3 separate regions of the Homo sapiens genome follow, and regions 1 and 2 are each linked to region 3. A link is a contact called in ENCODE Hi-C or POLR2A ChIA-PET data. All regions are on one chromosome and are shown on one strand. Each heading gives the region's core, a stretch centred on a gene start or an enhancer-like site at or near the end of the contact. The rest is flanking DNA. Distances are from core to core; before and after follow the strand shown. Region 1 overlaps SLIT1 (slit guidance ligand 1). Region 2 overlaps PIK3AP1 (phosphoinositide-3-kinase adaptor protein 1). Region 3 overlaps LCOR (ligand dependent nuclear receptor corepressor).

Region 1 (3,790 bases), core at 652-3,151, 170 kb before region 3:
AGTGTTCTTCACATGAATCTACTATGACCCAGATAACAAAACCCCTTTTGTTGGATATTTGTTTCCAATTTTTTTTTACTGTCATAAACAGCACCAGTGCTAACACCCCCTCACTGAAATCGCCAGTCAGAGAGCGGTGCGTTTTTAGGACTCTTGCTGCCTTTTGCCTGATGGTCTTCCAAGAAAATCTGTTTCCTTTGCACTCCCATTGACCATGTGAGAAGGTGGCCTTCTTGCTTCCCTGGGTCAGCACTGAGTATGGTGCTGAAATCCTGGCTGATTGGTATTTGGTATCTGAGCACATGTGGAGGATTGGACATAGATGCATTTGACAAACAGGAATGGAGAGCTGGGACTTCTTCAGCAGACACCTCCCAATGAAAGACTCTGGCCAGCTCCTGACCTCTGACCTCTTCCTGTGCTCTGGGGTTGATCCCTCCAGGCCTCCAAAGCTGAGCTTTTCTCCCCCCACCCCCAGGACCAGCGATGAGGCTTCTATTTGTTATTTCTTGCATTACCAGCAAGGCTGGCCTTTTCTTCACAAGCACATCAACCACTGCGGGCCTTTTCCTGGGCCTGGCCTGCCCCGTCTTCACCCTGTTTTCTACTGCAGAGTTAGTGTCCTACAAACCTCATGAGTCCTTGCTTTCTCCTTGGAGCCTCCTAGCAGCCCTGAGAATAATGGGATGGGTGGGGCAGCCTACCTTCTTTGACTGAAGATGGTGAAGTTCAGAGCCTGCGAAAATCTTTTAACTTCTCTAAACCTCAGTTTTGTCATCTGTGAAATGGGACTACTTGGGTATGTGGACGAGGACTGCCTCGAGGATCAAACGAGATGGGTGGGAAGTCAGTTTGTATGATGCAGAGCGAGGGGTAAGGATGAGCACAGCCCTCCTTTTGCTCCTCTCTGGGGCTTTGGGAAGTGGGGGAGAGCTGTCCTGCAGGCTGTAGTTAGTTGGGGGGTGGAGATCCTGTGCTGGAGCTCAGCTTGGCTCAGCTCCTGGCATTGGGCCACTGCTTAGCACCTTCAGGCTGGAGGCATGAATGGTCAACAATGAAGGGAAGAGGGGGAGGTTCAGAGCATCTTGAATCCCAAGCTCTATCCTGTAGAAATGGGAACCTTGGGAAGCTTCGGGCTTAGGAGGATTTCGGTGGGCTTGGTTTTAAGGACAGTGACTTGGATAGCAGTGAGTAGAGTGGAGGCCAGAAGGGAGGTCCAAGGTGCAGAGAACAGACAGAAGAGGCTGCAGCAGGAGCCCGGGCATGGGTGGTGGTGCACAGTCGGCGGGTGGCATGAGAGTGCAAGGAAAGCAAGCTGTGAGAGAGCAGCGGTGGCACTGGCTGCAGAGGGAGGAGGAGAAGCGACATCAGGGTGCGGAGCCTGGAAGGCAGGAAGGCAGAGGGGTGCTGATGGAATGAGGGGGAACTGGTTGGGCAGTCTGGCTGTGAATCAGCTTCACAGCCCATGCCAGCAGGTGGACAGGGGGCCCTGGGAGCTGGCAGGGCCCGGTAACGTGCAAATCAGATCTATTTGGCCAGGAAAGAGCAGAGCAGGGAGGGGAAGGCAGGGGCCCAGGGAGTGTCCATGGACAAGGAGGAGGCTGGGAGGGTGAGAAGGGAAGCGAGAAGGGAACCGAGAGAGGCCACGTGACTATTGGCTTTTTACCAAGTCCTCTGGGTGGCACCTCCCCAGATGGCTTCAACAACGTACATATTTTCTCCTCCCATAAGTGATTCTGGGCCCATCGTGTGGCCTATGTGGAGGAGAGGAAATGAGAGCGAAGTCCCTGGCTGCAGGGAAGGCTGTCCCCAGCATGGGGCACCACCAGAGGTGGAGATGGGCACTAACGCCGCTGTGTTCTCTCTGCAGCTATTTGGACGGGAACCAGTTCACGCTGGTTCCGGGACAGCTGTCTACCTTCAAGTACCTGCAGCTCGTGTAAGTATCCAGGCCGCTTGAGGACAGGAGGGCCTTTGGCATCTAACCATCAGGACTCCGGCTTTCCTGGAATTTCCTACGGACCTCACTTCTGGGCAGATCCTGCTTCTTTTCCTTTCCCTGCTCCCCTCTGGGAACAGCTGTGCCTAGAGCTGTTTTGCCACCTAGTGGCCACGATTGGCAATTACATAGTTCCAGGCCATGTTGGGTTGGACCTGCCTCCTCCTCCTGCCCACGCCGTCTCCCCAAAGCTCCCCCGTGAGGCTGGTCGTGACTGTTAAAAGGGTTATCCTGGTCGGGCGGGCACGGTGGCTCACACCTGTAATCCCAGCACTTTGGGAGGCTGAGGCGGACGGATAACCTCTCGAACTCATGTTGGAGTTCGAGACCAGCCTGATCAACATGGAGAAACCCCATCTTTCCTAAAAATACAAAATTAGCCGGGCATGGTGGCACATGCCTGTAATCCCAGCTACTCGGGAGGCTGAGGTAGGAGAATCGCTTGAACCCGGGAGGTGGAGGCTGCAGTGAGCCAAGATCGCACCATTGCACTCCAGCCTGGGCAACAAGAGCAAAACTCCGTCACACACACACACATACACACACACACACACACACACACACACACACACACACACACACACACACAAAGGGGGTTATTCTTGCAAGGTTAGGAGCCAAGGAGCCAGGAAAAGTGGAGGGTGATGGAAAGCTTCTCGGTCCAGCTCAGCTCTCAAACCAAGTATGAACTATGGCAGCTACAAATACATACCTGTAACTAAGTTTTTCTTCAGGCTACGCCTCTGCTTTTCTATTATTTCCACCTTTGACCCCTTCTACTCCATGAAAATATACAAAATAAGCCTCAGGATAATAAGTTCAGCTCCTTTTAGTTTTCTAGCCTACCTAGCTCCTCACTTCAATTGTCTTTATCTGCTCCTTGGCCAGATTCTACCAAAAAGAAGTCCAGAGAACATTCCACCTTAGTGTGATTTGGAGCAGTCCCACTCCAAGTGCAATCTACGGGCCCACATCAGTCCCAGAACTGTTTGTAATGGGTTTGTAATTAGATATGGCGCTTACACCAGAATCTAAATCAATGTATTGCTTCCTTTGTTGAGAAAGTCTTGCTATGGAAACAATGTTCGCGTAAACTAAGCTAGGTGTGGTGACCGGATCTTGGCCCAAGTTTCTTATTGTGGGTTGGTGAAATTTAGTTCAAGGACTGGCTACTTTGGGCGGCTCTGGCTTACAGAATTTTGAAGCTCCAATTTATCTGTCTTTGCTTAATGACCTGGCCAATGTGTGTTGAATGTTCCAATGGGAGGGGTGGAGAAGGGATGGAGTAGTGTGATTCAGTGGCTGGTGTCAGAGTGCTTTGAGCCAGTGAAACTGCCTCTTGGGGGCTGAAGTACCACCACCTCCTCATCACAGGGGAGGACCACAAAGTGTGTTGAACATTCAGTAGAGCACTTAAATGTATCTCCAAAGACAGTGGAATGATTTAGAATTAGATTAGAGGAACGTTCAGGAGGAGAAGATGAAGGCACGGCACATCGTTGCATTTTCTAAATGTTTCCTGAGCTGAGAGCGCATGAAGTGGGCAGACGTGAAGGCCCCGAAGTCATGGCCCCCTCTCCAGACTGTCATGGTTTAGGGAGGATGCAGGGGAGGGGAGGGAGCGCATAAAGTCGTGTGGGTGATAAGGGTTCCAACAGAGGTCAATGCTGATTAGGGCTGTGGCTCAAGGAGGATGTGATCAACTCAGGGAGGCGGCTTGCGGGGAGGGCATCTTGGAACACGAGCTGGAGTTCATTGGTGGGCAGAGGGAATAAGCTGTCTGGGGCCACA
Region 2 (3,853 bases), core at 82-2,581, 170 kb after region 3:
TTAAATGCATTAATAATAACTTTCTGTTTATGGACATTAGCTCAAGTTGAGTCTTAGGAGTATATCACATTATACCATTATCTGTGTGGATATGAAGGAATGTATGTATTTAACATTTTACATGTACTGTTTACTATGGTCTGCATGAAGATTTATGCATGTGGGTTCATAGAAAGATAATGGGGGCAGAGGAAATGGGGGTAAATATGCATTACAGAATGGGTTTGTTAATTTCCCTGTTATTACAGGATGTTTTCGCAGCTTTTCAATTTGGTTTCCACCAGCCATTCACATGACCCAGAGTAGGTCTGAGATGGCCCAGGAAAGAGGATGATTTAATGCCTTAAATGATTCTTGATCTGCCCATTGGAGAAATTATTGAAACCACAATAGGGCTTGTCATATGGTCTTCATTCTGGGCAGAAAATTTTCAGTTTCAGCCAGTTTGGTAAAATTTAGACTGAAATAGGACAGTTGGTTTTCTAAGACACAGAAAAATTAACAAAATCAGTAATTGATCAAAATTGCCTGTTCTGTGGGGAAAAACTTGGGGACTTTTAAAATTTTCACTGTTTACGTTTAGAAAAACAATACTGGTCTCTTACTGACAATGTTTTATGTGTGGTAGATGCCTAGTAAATGGTGGTTGGATGGATGACTGGAGGAGTGAGTATATTCATGAGTTATTATCCATTTTCCTAACTCTTGGGACCATTTTGAATGTCCCAGTTGCAGAAAAGATGTCCCTCCCATGAGCATCTTATGTAGAGGCTTGATGCCCTTTGGATTGTCAACCATTTCCATGGAGCAAATTTGTCTTCGGTAACATAGGGTGTTTCTAAACAGAAAATTACTCTTCAAGTTCAAACAGGAGCCTACACAGCACATGTATTTTTCTGTGTCCATACTTAAAAATGTGCCAGATACAACAACCTGTCCCACAGAAGAATTAAGTATGCCAGTCTAGGAGCTAGTTAACAATTGGAATTGTTAGTTCCTTGGGATATGTATAGGTCTGTCTCTGCAGAGATTAAATTGGCTGTGTCTTTTTTTTTTTTTAAAGGAGAGCATAAAAGTGAGGCAATCTATAGAGTTTTGGAGGAAACCTCTAGAATTGGGTTAGTCATTTTGGGAATTCCTTGGTACTTTTTCTTCTGGGTTTATAACTTCTGAATATGTGCATCTTCTCCATCACCATTAAGAAGTCAGACCATCTTAGGTTCTTATTTAAGAAAATGCTGGTTGAATATGCCTATTTTGTCTACCAGCTTGCCAGTTTCACAGACTGCTGGTTTACTCTCCAACATCTGATAACACAGGAAATAGCGGGGGAGGCTGATGATGAAATGAAAATGCTCTACTTTTAAATTAGACTAAAATAAGTTTCTTTTTACATGTACAGCTAATGTTTGAGGCTGTAGTTGCAGTTAAAGCTTGCAATAAGATAGGAAGGACGTTCATCATAACTAGCAGATAGAATAATATTAGCACTAGCAGTTGACTCGGCTTTTAGAGCATGTGAAATGTGGGAAAACATTTCTGTTGCAGGATCTGGCATTTAGTATTCCAAACAGAACCAACCTGTTAACTTGTTCTGAACCAGGGTTTTCCTTTTATTTTCTAAAATTTTCTGAATATCCTTGCTCAAAGCCTGAGTTTGTTGCCAGAAAAGATCTCTGACTGTGATTGTGTTTTTGTGTTATAGATTTTTTTCTGGAAAAATGTAATGCTGAAATAACTGTATAGTTATTTGGCAGACTAAATATTTATTTTTATTTTGTAGTCACTTGAATTAGGAATCCCCGTAGGTTATAGAAATCCTTTAAAACAGTGTTTTGCCCTAGTCTTTCCCATGGTCCGGGGCATGCATGTGATTAAAACTTGCCCATACTCTGCAAAACAATCTAGCTTTAGAGTCTTTGATGGGGAAACAGAGGCAAGAAGCCATTGAGTCAACAAGATGGAAATATGGAATATGAACATTAGAAAAGGGCCAGTGCAGCACTTTGGGAGGCTGAGGCGGGAGGATTGCTTGAGCCCAGGAGTTTGAGACCAGCCTGGGCAATATAGCAAGACCTCCATCTCTACAAAAATAAAGTAAAATAATTATCTAGGCGTGGTGGCATGCACCTGTGGTCCCAGCTACTTGAGAGACTGAGGTGGGAGGATCGCTTGAGCTCAGGAATCCAAGACTTCAGTGAGCTAGGACAGCCCCACTGCACTCCAGCCTAGGCAACAGAGGGAGACCCTGAAAAAAAAAAAAAAAAGAAAGAAAGGAGGGAGAGAAGGGAAGCGAAGGGGAGGGGAAGGGAGGGGAGGGGAGGGAAGGGAAAAGGAAACTTTGGGATCATCTGGACTAATCCCTTTAGTTTAAAATGAACAAAGTAGGACCCAGAGGGGTTAGATGACTTGCCCAGTATTACACAGTTAGTGGCATAGATGAGACTGTAAATTTATGTTTATATTCATCAAATATTTATTGAGTTTATGGAGTGTCTGCCATGGGTGCAGCACTGTGCAAGATCCAGGGGAGACTTGATGAAAAAGTCAGATGCACCCCCTGCCATTGTGAAGTTTATGTGTCCTAGCAGGAGAGGGACACTAAACAGTGTTACCCTATTACTTAATGCCAGGAGTATCCAGAGGTATGAAGGATGCTCCCTTTGAATCATAAAGCAGACCTGAGATATCATGGGGGCCTCTTTGATAGGTCCTTACAGCATCCTTTAAAGAAAAAAATGACTGTCCTGAGCAACCATCTTGAAAAAGAGAAGAAAAGGCCCAGCTTGTAATTATGGCAAATGTTACATGCTTGGCTATTTAATGGTATCCTAGAGCCCAGGTTAACTATGGCTTTCAGGCAGGGCAGTCATTTTTTCATAGTAGTAATTAGGACTATCTAAACTTTTAGAGTAGCTTTATTCAAGCACTTAATTTTAAAATTAGCATTTTACTTCTTAAGTTTGTAGACAGCAGTGATGCTGATGTGCATATATTAATATGTTCCCGCAGTTTGCAGATTTTACATTCTAAATGTGTGTCTGTTGCAAAGTAATAAGGATCAATATAAAATTCTGCACAGAGTCCAACAGTTGCACAAGAACAGGATAAAGGGATATGTATTTTAAGAGTAGCATATGTAAGATCTGGTGGCTTTAGTTGAAGACATGAGTCAACAGAGCAATGTCACTTCCAAGAAAGTGTTACGTGAAGGTTTATGAACAGAAGTATTGGCATCAGAGAAGAAGCTCTTCCTCTACCCTGCATTTGTCAGCTTATCTGGAGAAGTATTCAACATTTTAGTGGCAGGCTGAACGAGGAGTACACACACAAATCATCCATCCATCCATCCATCCATCCATCCACTCATCTATCTATCCAACTATTCATCTTTCCATCTATCCATCCAGTTATCCATCCGTCTGTCCATCTGTCCAGCCATCCATTCATTTATTCGCCCATTTTGTTTATTGTCCCTTTAACAGAATGGAAGCCTCCCTCAGAAGAGCAGGGTGGGGTGGGAAGTTGGGGGGATTGCTCACTGCTGTCTTCCTGGGGCCTGTAACAGTACTTGACATGGCAGGCCCTCAATAAATTGTTGAACGACTGAATAGAATGAATGTGAGAATTTCAAATTCTGTCAGATGAGAAATAGTTGAAGGAAGTGAACTTGTTGTAAAGAAAAGTTTTATTGGAGCCACGAGAACTATCAGAGTTTTGAAGGCCTGTCACATGGAAGAACAGAGGGGCAGGGCCTTTTCTATGTTTCTACAGTGGACAGGGCAAGGAGCAATGGATGAAAGCTGCAACAATGGCAGGAATGGCAACAAGGCAGGTTTAGGAAGCCCTCATA
Region 3 (3,643 bases), core at 122-2,621:
CTGGGATTACAGGCGTGAGCCACCGCGCCTGGCTCAGAAGTGTTCTATTTCTTGTTTTGGGTGATGGCCATAGGGGTGTATACAACTGTCATAACTACTGTACATTTTAATTGCATCTCAATTAAACACGATAAAAAAATCACTCCTATTTGATTTTGGAAAGAGAGAGATAGAAACTGACAGAATGTCTGCCTAAGAATGCCTTCATGCTTCTCCAATGGGAGCAACTGTACAGCTATGGATTTACAGAAATATCTAGTGCCTAGGTATAATTGTATCTTTTCTTCCCATAAAATTTTAACAATATACTCATCCAGTGCCCCCTTCCAATTTTCAGTTTCCCTAATTTTTTTTAAAACAGCCTAACAGTCCACAGTCAAAACTGAACCTCATAAAGGCATGTTTAAGTACATCAAATGGTGAGACGAAAATATAAATTTTTATATAAACCAGAATGAGTCTTAAGAGGGAAATTAAGATCTAACTTTGCTTTTTCTGTCTTCTGAAAATATACGTTGATATCCTATAGTCCTTTCTACCAACCACATTTCCCCTACCTCCTTCCCATAGTTAATTAACACCTACTAATCTCTCGTCTCTCAAATTAAATTTTCTTTTCTCAGAAATTCTTCTGAGTTTCTATTACTCCAATCCACCCCCACAACTCACACACAATTATAGTCTTGAGCTGCTTAACAACAAGGATATGGTCTGAGAAATATGCCAATAGGTGTGTTGTTGTGTGAACATCATAGGGTGTACTTACACAAACCTAGATGGTATACCCTACTACACACCTAGGCTATTGCTAGCAAGCTACAAACCTATAGCATGTCACTGTACTGAATGCTGTCGGCAATGGTAACACAATGGTAAGTATGTGTATATCTAAACATACCTAAACACAGAAAAGGTATAGTAAAAATACAGTATTATAATCTTACAAGATTACTGTCATATATGTGGTCTGTTGTTGACTGAAACATTGTTATGAGGTGCATGACCATACATACATGCAGAGAACAACGTCTCTTTTCAGAGCTTTTATCTGGTTCCTTGTGTAACTGATGTCCCTGTTTTTCCCATTATATTCTAAGTGCCATGCGAGCAGGAACAGAGTCTGCTTTGCACATCACCATATCCCCATATAGTGCTTGGTAGCTAGTAAAGATGTTCACAGAACATTTGGCTCAGTGAATAAAAATACAATCCAACCACACCATCTAAACAAAGACTGTCCCCAAAGCAAATAAGGATTTTTCCTTGTTTGAAAAATCAACTGAAAGTCAATACACCTTTATTTGACAGAGAACATTTTGGATTACCATCTATGAGTCATTACTTGAGTATCTACTTCCTTTTCAACTTGGCTCTCAGAATGTTGGACTGTCCTCTGTGTCATTATTTCCTATCCTCATTCTTCTACCTATTGGTCCCTTCTTAGTTGGGCACATTTATTCTTATAACCTTTAATCTCTGTTGTGTATTTTATGATGTGCTTCCGGAGTTTCTAAGATATTGGACCTTAAGAAATTAGGCGATAAGGTTCATAAACTACTGCCAAGTTAATATTTAATGGCATCATTAGCTGTAGAAACATAACTGCTCAGGGACAGGTGTTTCACATCAGAATGTAAACATACAAAGTGACATTCCTACCAACAAGCTCAGAACAGTTCCTCCAACATTCAGTAAACATAATGCTAACTGATACAGAAAGAATAAAGTGCCAAAAACAAAAGACAAAATAGGCAGGTTAGAGACAAAAGATAGCATCATGAAAGAAGGCAACTAGCATTCTGTAGAACATACTAAATCAAACCAAAAATATCAACTTAAACTTACTAGAGAAAAAGTATTTTAGCAAACGCCTAAGGTAAATACAAGACCAAGCCTTTGGGCAAAATTTGAGCAACTTTTCTAAACTCCTTTAAAGCAGTTTAAAGACTGCACAACACCAGTCTATGCTTTCTTGAAAAAGGTCAACCTCAGAAAAACCTGATCATGCTATCCCAATCCACACACTTCACGTTTCCACAGCACTAACAATGCAATCAAACTTTTAGAATCAATTCCCAGAAAATGAATTCTGAATGTGAAAAAATCAGAAAATTCACAAGATGGACCAGGCATGGTAGCTCACACCTGTAATCCCAGCACTTTGGGAGGCCGAGGTGGGTAGATCACTTGAGGTCAGGAGTTCGAGACCAGGCTGGCCAACATGGTGAAACCCCGTCTCTACTAAAACTACAAAAATTAGCCAAGTGTGGTGGTGCATGCCTGTAATCCCAGCTACTCAGGAGGCTGAGGCAGGAGAATCACTTGAAACAAGGAGGCGGAGGTTGCAGTGAGCTGAGAGCACACCACTGCACTCCAGCCTGAGCAACAGAGTGAGACTCCATCACAAAAAAAAAAAAAAACAGAAAAAGAAAACATATTACTTCGGCTGGGCATGGTGGCTTACATCTCTAATCCCAGCACTCTGGGAGGCTGAGGTGGGCAGATCACTTGAGGTCAGGAGTATGAGACCAGCCTGGCCAACATGGTGAAACCCCATCTCTCCTAAAAATACAAAAATTAGCCGGGCATGTGGTGGTGGGTGCCTGTAATCCCAGCTACCTGGGAGGCTGAGGCAGGAGAATTGCTTGAACCCAGGAGGCAGAGGTTGCAGTGAGCTGAGATCATGCCACTACACTCCAGCCTGGGCCACAAGGGCAAAACTCTGTTTCAAAAAAAAAAAAAAGAAAAGAAAAGAAAGAAAACATATTACTAAACTTTAAAAAAGATACTTGTGATATTCTGAAATACATATTTGGTCTTGGACCCTCTTTAACTCCTAAAATCCTTAGAGACTACAAAGTGTTGTCTTTTTGTACACCAATGAGTTGACGGGGGCTGGCAATTCCTAGGTAGCTTGAGGATAGGAGCTGGCCACCAGGAAGACCAAGACAGGATTAGAGGGTTGAGACTTGCAACCCACCTTCCAAACTCTGGAGAAGGGAAAAGGGCTGAAGGTTAAGTTGATCACCAATGGCCAATAGTTTACCAATCATGCCTACGTGGCTGGACTTGGTGATGCATGCCTGTAATCCCAGCACTTTGGGAGGCTGAGGCGGGCGGATCACCTGAGGTCAGGAGTTTGAGACCAGCCTGGGTAATATGGTGAAACCCCATCTCTTCAAAAAATAGAAAAATTGGCCGAGGATGGTGGTGCATACCTATAGTCCCAGCTACAAAGGAGGCTGAGGTGGGAGGACTGCTTCAGATCGAGGCTGCAGTGAGCCAAGGTTATGCCACAGCACTCCAGCCTGGGCAACAAAGTGAGACGCTATCTCAAAAACAAAGAAAAGAAAAAAAAATCATGTCTATGTAACGAAGCCTCCCATAAAAACTTAAAAGGACTGGGTTTGGAGAGCTTCCAAATACCTGAACATGTGGAGGCTCCTGGAGAGTAGTGTGCCCAGGGAGGGCATGAAAGCTCTGTGCCCCTTCCTCCATGCCTTGCCCTATGCATCTCTTCACCTGTATCTTTGTAATATCATTTATAATAAACCAGTAACTGTAAATAAGTGCTTCCCTGAGTTTTGTGGGCTACTCTAGCAAAGTAATCAAATGCAAAGAGGGAGTTATGGGAACCCCAACT

What was found. Hi-C counts contacts between places; a loop is a spot of excess contacts on that map. ChIA-PET counts read pairs that join two places held with the same protein, here RNA polymerase II (POLR2A). Pooled maps may share reads with other maps.
Region 1: a loop to region 3 is called in a pooled map, with 2.2 times the contacts of the local background. The contact joins two enhancer-like sites. A Hi-C loop is called at or near these places in 4 of 50 pooled maps. POLR2A ChIA-PET finds 5 or more read pairs at or near these places in 5 of 52 experiments (GM12878, K562, Panc1 and 2 more).
Region 2: a loop to region 3 is called in a map with no recorded cell type, with 2.2 times the contacts of the local background. The contact joins two enhancer-like sites. A Hi-C loop is called at or near these places in 2 of 37 single-sample maps with no recorded cell type and 1 of 50 pooled maps. POLR2A ChIA-PET finds 5 or more read pairs at or near these places in 2 of 52 experiments (GM12878 and K562).

The regions. Positions count from the first base shown.
Region 1 is chr10:97,035,847-97,039,636 of GRCh38, reverse strand. SLIT1 (slit guidance ligand 1) reads left to right here. Exons shown (of 37, transcript NM_003061.3): 22 at 1,871-1,939. Among named protein-coding and RNA genes, the nearest start is that of SLIT1-AS1, 65 kb to the left of the region's middle. RefSeq lists an enhancer at 1,055-1,555. Within about 2 kb of position 1,901, at least 4 of the 41 ENCODE cell types and tissues checked have a DNase peak (open chromatin) inside an H3K27ac peak, as active enhancers do.
Region 2 is chr10:96,692,954-96,696,806 of GRCh38, reverse strand. All of the region lies in intron 2 of PIK3AP1 (phosphoinositide-3-kinase adaptor protein 1), which reads left to right. Among named protein-coding and RNA genes, the nearest start is that of PIK3AP1, 26 kb to the left of the region's middle. RefSeq lists a silencer at 1,249-1,298. Within about 2 kb of position 1,331, at least 5 of the 41 ENCODE cell types and tissues checked have a DNase peak (open chromatin) inside an H3K27ac peak, as active enhancers do.
Region 3 is chr10:96,861,984-96,865,626 of GRCh38, reverse strand. All of the region lies in intron 2 of LCOR (ligand dependent nuclear receptor corepressor), which reads right to left. Among named protein-coding and RNA genes, the nearest start is that of LCOR, 32 kb to the right of the region's middle. Within about 2 kb of position 1,371, at least 5 of the 41 ENCODE cell types and tissues checked have a DNase peak (open chromatin) inside an H3K27ac peak, as active enhancers do.